Regions from separate parts of the Mus musculus genome. Here region 2 is linked to region 1. A link is a loop called in an ENCODE intact Hi-C map of the cell type or tissue named here. Cell type or tissue: gastrocnemius. All regions are shown on one strand. Links, peaks and the distances in the headings refer to the core of each region. The heading gives the core; the rest is flanking DNA.

Region 1 (2,916 bases), core at 298-2,797:
CCTCGCTCTCACGCAGAGGGGAGTGCAGTTAGAGAGCCCGGTGCATAACCTCTCATTCTAATGAGTCCAAGACTCAGGACTCCAGGGGCATTCCTCAAGACACAGTTTCCACTGACGAATCCAACCTGAGCATCTTCTACACAGACTGGAGACACTCAACTTACAGAGAGTCCTGTGGGCACCGAAACAGTCCACAGAGCCCCTGGCACATGAGTGGCCTCTCCGGCCGAGGGATACAGCTTGGTTGGTGGAGTCCCTGCCTAGTGTTCACAAAGCCCTGGCTCGGGTCCTAGCGATCATAAACAGCATGTCTGCACTTGGGCAATGAAGGTAAGGGGACCAAAGGCTCAAGTTATCCTTGGCTACAGAATCAGTTTGGGGCCAGCCTGCTCTGCATGGGACTCTGTCTCAAAATAGGGTTTTGGTTTTTTGGTTTGTTTGTTGTTTTTGTTTTTGTTTTGTTTTTTTTGTTTTTTTTTTTTTTTGAGACAGGGTTTCTCTGTCTGTCCTGGAACTTGCTCAGTAGACCAGTCTGGCCTCAAACTCACAAAGATCTGCCTGCCTCTGCCTCCTGAGTGCTGGGATTAAAGTGCCCAGCAAGACATGAATTCCCAAAAGACACTATATTCCTTTTCCTAGGCCTCAGGACAGAGATGGGATAGGACAGAGATGAGGTGAGTGGCCACACAGTGAGAGGGGCCCAAGCTCAGAGGTGGGCAGGAATTGCTGCTGGCATGTTTTCCTATAGCAACAGCTGGGTGGAGCCCAGAGTCCCAGATGCTGTGGGAGCGCCTAAAAGGAATAGAGAGCCAGGAGATGGCTTAGTTGGTAAAGGGCTTGCTTGTGACATGTCTCAGCTCCTTTCTTGTTGCTGTAGTAAAACACCCGGGCAAATGCAATGCAAGGGAGGAGGGGCTTATTTTGGTTTACAGTTGTAGGGGCACACAGTCTATTGTGTCAGGAAAGGCATGGCGTGGGAGGTTGCTGTCACACTGCACCTGGATTCAGGAAACAGAGAATGAACAGGAAGTGAGGCAAGGTTAGAAAGGTCCATCCCCAGTGACCCACTTCTTCCAGCAAGGCTCTACCGACTAAGGGTTCCATAACCATAGCACCATCAGCCGAGGACCGAGTGTTCATGCACACAAATATATGAGGAGCATTTCATATTCAAACCATAGCACTGTGTAAGCATAAGGGCCTGCGTTGGATCCCCAGCTCCGAGGTGAAAGTGTGGTACAATATTGCTCATCTATAGTCTGAGGACTCTCAGGAGGTCAGGGGTGGACACAGGTGGGTCAAAGCGACTGGGGGAGATATATGATATTAACTGCTGAACTCTACACACATGTGTACATGCACATAAACACATACATACACACACAATAAATGAATAATAAAATATAGAAGAGAATTGAGATACTTTATCTCTTATTTATTCTTAGCTACTAGTCTCCCTAATTATCTTTGGAAAAACTAAATTGCAACTATCTTTCAAAAAAAAAGCTTCTTAAGGGCTGGAGAGACTGCTCAGCAGATAAGAGCACTTGCTGCTTATGCAAAGGACCCAGGTTCAATTCCTAGCACCCATGTGGCATCCTTAACTCCAGCTCTACAGGATGCAGCACCCTCTTCTGGCCTCCATGGGAACTGCACACATGTAGTGTGCAGACATACATGCAAACAAGACACTTATACACATAAGATAAAAATGAACCATTTTTTATAAAGATTTATTTATTTATTATATGTAAGTACACTGTAGCTGTCTTCAGACACTCCAGAAGAGGGCATCAGATCTTGTTACAGATGGTTGTGAGCCACCATGTGGTTGCTGGGATTTGAACTCCGGACCTTCGGAAGAGCAGTCGGGTGCTCTTACTCACTGAGCCATCTCACCAGCCCCATTTTTTTAAAAAAAAATGTGTTATAAACAAAATTTTCATTAATGTTTATTAAATACTGCATATAACCGCAGGCAGAATTTATGATACTAAGGAGGTGGTTGGTTTAGCATCAATCTTTAGGGTTTTATGGCGATCCATGGCCCCTCTTCATAATTATAGTGTGAAGTAAACATTTATGTCCATTTCATGGGCTGTGGAGAGCATTCTGGTATTTCACACCACTGTGGATATTTATGGCTGCTGCTCCCTTTGTGACACAAGGTCCCTGCCTTGATTCAGGTGTCACCGAGACAAGTTGTCTGGCTCACCGTTTGTATTTGCTGTGTGGCCATTTTGGACTGATGCCTTCCGTCTCCAAGATCATCTCTAAGATCCCTATTAGCAGAAGTGAGTGCCACTGAATGTCAGGGGTGCCCGGATCCATGCTGAAGCTGGGGTGGGGAATCATATTTTCTCAGAAACAGTTCTAACAACCTGTCAGAATGTCCAGAGGACACAGCTGATGGTGGCTGTGCAGTGGGGGTGAGTGTGACCCCAGAACCTTCATGAAACCAAAGCGAGGTGTGGTAATGAGCGTTCATAATCCAGGCACATAATCCAGGCACCAGAGAGCTTGCTTGCCGGTCAGTCTAGCCTGATTGGTCACTGGGAGATCCTGCATCAAAACTAAAACCAAAACCAAAACCCAAAGCAAAACAGGGTGATTAGCACTTGAAGAATGGCATCCAAGGTTGTCCTCTCATCTCCATGTGCACGCCCACACATGAGTATGCAGACATGTGCACACACATAAAGCATGCAAACACAGCACACATGCTTGTGTACACACACACACACACACACACACTTCACCTGAAGGACACATGGACTGGGCTACCTCTCAGCTTCTATGCCATCCTCTGAGTACCCTAAACCTGCACATGCTCTTTGGTCAGAGGACAAGAGACAGTAGAGCCAGGACCCACTTACTGGTTTCCCAAGTCCTCAGCCTAGGTTTTGATACCATAAT
Region 2 (2,916 bases), core at 248-2,747, 290 kb before region 1:
TATCATTTATCTGCACATTGCCAAGGGAGGTCACTTCTGTCTGCCCAGTCTCTTTTATTGAGCCAGAAAATCAAGGCAGATGGAGATCCCAGGCAGGCCTGGCTTTTGAGTCTCCCAGAAATGGGTCCCCATCTCCTACACGCCACACACTCGAAGACAAATGAGGGAAGCTCAGCACAGTTCTGGGAGGATTGAGCAAGGTTGCTTGTGTGGTATCCATGGTGGCCTGAGAGGTCAGGAGCTGTCCAGTGACCCGAGTCAAGGGACGTGGGATGAGTGTTCAGGTCCTTGATCACTGTGGGGAGGGGCTTAGGCAATGGGCTTTATCAGCCTCTGTCGTAGGTTGCTATGGGACCCAAAGAGGAGACCTGAGAAATATCTCCCATCCTTGACAGTCATTCCTTAACATTCTGGAACCTTCTACATTTCAGAGCCAGAAACTCATCTTTTGCCCTACGCAGTGCACCAAGGAAGTTATAGAACAATAACTTTAAAAATATTTTTACATTTATTTATCTTATTTTATGGGTATTTCACCTGCATGGATGTGTGTGCACCATGTGTGTGTGACTGGTTCCTGAGGAGGTTAGAAGAGGGCTTTGGGTCCCCTGGCACTGGAGTCACAGAAGTTTATGAACCACTATGTGGGTGTTGGGAATTGAACTTGGGTTCTCTACAAAGGGAATAAGTGTTCTTCAGTTGCTGAGCTATCTCTTCAGCCCCATGACCCCATGAAATAGAATTTAATACTTCATGCTCTTTGTCCAAACCCACCAAAAGCAGGAATTAAATAAAATGTGGGGCACACATCTGTAATCCCAGCACTCCAGACGTGCAGACAGGAGGAAAGAAGTTCTGGTTTATCCTTGACTACCTAGTGAGTTCATGACCAGCGTGGGTGCTTGTGAAATGACCTACCGACCAAGTAAATAAGTAAATAGTAAGGAAATAAGGTCCCTGCTTTCCCCCCCATATCCATCTCAGTATCTCAGTCACAGTAAGAGATCAGTAAGTGTTGAATGAAAAAAAAAAAAAAAAACCCTCCACTGGCCAGTATACAAGACCACTCCCAGGCATATTAAATGAGAGTACAATCATCCATTGAATGGGCTTCCTTCAAAAGAGCCATATATCCTGGAAGCTCCATTCCAGACGCCCAGATGGCAGGGCCTGGGAGAGTTCCGAGTTATTCCTATTGAAACTGTTTCCTCTCAGAGGTCCAGAGTTCAAAAGCAAGGCATTTGCCACAAACAATTGGTCCAGTGTGAGAGGATGTGGCTGGCTGGGCTCCAGGGCCTCGTGGGACTTTGAGCAGTTACTAATGCAAATAGAAGGGAAAAGACTTATCCCGGGGGCAAATGTGGTCACCCAGAAATGCAGCCTCTGGCAACAGAAGGGAAAGAGAAGGTTAGGCTCTGTGCTTTGGGGAGAATGTCCTAGGACTTTGGAGGGGACTCGGGACTTCAGTCAGGAGGTGTAGGCCTCAGCAGAGAGCTAGGTCTCACATAAAAGTTTCTGTCTCTCTCACCTTTGTCTTAAGGCTGAGGGTAGTGGTGGCACATGACTGTTCACATGAATTAGTTAGCGGCAGAGGGCATCAGGTGCTCTGACCTGCTATTGTCTGCCTTGTCCCCTTGAGACAGGGTCTCACTGAGGCTGGAGCTCCCAGTTGAGGGTTGTGCTAGTTGGGAATCCCTGGTTTCCACTCTCCTCAGTGCTAGAGTTACAAGAGGGTCACTTGGCTTCCACATAGGTCCTGGGGATTTGAACTTAGGATCTCATGTGTGAACATTAGACACTCTTATCCACCAAGCCATCTCCCAGTGCTCAGAACTAAGTTTCTGTTCACCCAACTCTGACTCATTTCCCAAGGAAAATTTTCGCAGTTCAGGGTTATGGGCAGGCATATCAAGGAATCTTCCTGATTGGCGCACTGACTTCAGAATGCAGCTCTTTCTCTCTTGTGCTGAGGATAGCCCTCTACTGAAGGTAGGTAGTATCCGTGAGTGACCTTCTGCTGTGACATTTGTCCCTGCATTGCTGACTATGCACATGGTCTTCCCAGCCTTTGTCCACACCTTCCCTCCTTTCGAGTCACCTCTTCTCATATACTGGGTCCGATCATCATCCATTCTATGAAGGCTTTCTCTTCTCACCACAATCAGTAGGGACCCAGAGAGTAAGTGTGGAAGGAAAAGAGAAAAAGGGGGCAGAGAGAGCATTTGGAGCTACCTGGATGTTTGTCACTAGGCATGCATTGAGCATCCAGTACCATGTGCTGTGCGGAACTTGCTGAATGTGCACATTCCCAGTCCCCTCACCACGCCCCAGCAAAGGATTTCATTCCTACTCAGCTTTAAAGGTGTGTGTGTGTGTGTGTGTGTGTGTGTGTAGGGACAGTGTGTGGAGGACAGAAAACAACTTTTTGGGGTTGGTTCTCTCCTTCCGCCTTTTTTGAGTTCCAGAGCTTGAACAGATGTCACCGGGCTGGCCCCGCCAAGCTCTTTCACCCACTGAGCTGTCTTGCGGGTTTTCATTCTCCTTTTAAAGCCCATGCTGTGGTAGCAACTGCACTACACTCCTGCTTCTCCTTCTGGGCACTGGGTGGAATTTCACTTCTTGACCCAATGTGCTTAGGTGGAGCCATGGGAACAGTTCCAGACAATGATGTGTGAGAGGAAGTGGCCATCATTCTAGGGTGACGAGTGCTTCCTGTTTCTTCCTGCATGGTGACAGGCCAGCAGTGCTTGAAGAGGTGGCTGTTTTCCCCAACTTTCGCCAAGTGCCTCCCGACCTAGGATACACATAGAATACTAGTGAGCAAGAAATCCAATTTGATGACTTACCACAGAGGTCTGGACTTGTTTTATCCAGCCCATGCTGACCAAAGCATGGTTAGTGTTGATCGTTGCCATG

Evidence for each region. A loop is a pair of places that touch in the nucleus more often than their neighbours do. Peaks named below come from ENCODE experiments on the same cell type or tissue, not always from the same donor. Only the 100,000 strongest peaks of a DNase experiment are listed, where the experiment ranks them.
Region 2: it touches region 1 in a loop (2.2-fold over the local background); 6 of 42 quality-filtered maps call a loop at or near these places.

The regions. Positions count from the first base shown.
Region 1 is chr9:61,058,128-61,061,043 of GRCm38, reverse strand. It overlaps Gm46116 (a long non-coding RNA gene), which reads right to left. Exons shown (of 3, transcript XR_001779194.1): 3 at 1,864-2,573. Among named protein-coding and RNA genes, the nearest start is that of Gm46116, 2.7 kb to the right of the region's middle. In gastrocnemius, for the core only: a CTCF peak has its summit at 1,647 (motif pointing left); no DNase peak of the experiment used is centred there.
Region 2 is chr9:61,349,621-61,352,536 of GRCm38, reverse strand. No RefSeq gene overlaps it. Among named protein-coding and RNA genes, the nearest start is that of Gm39349, 12 kb to the right of the region's middle. In gastrocnemius, for the core only: no CTCF peak of the experiment used is centred there; a DNase peak (open chromatin) is centred at 1,284.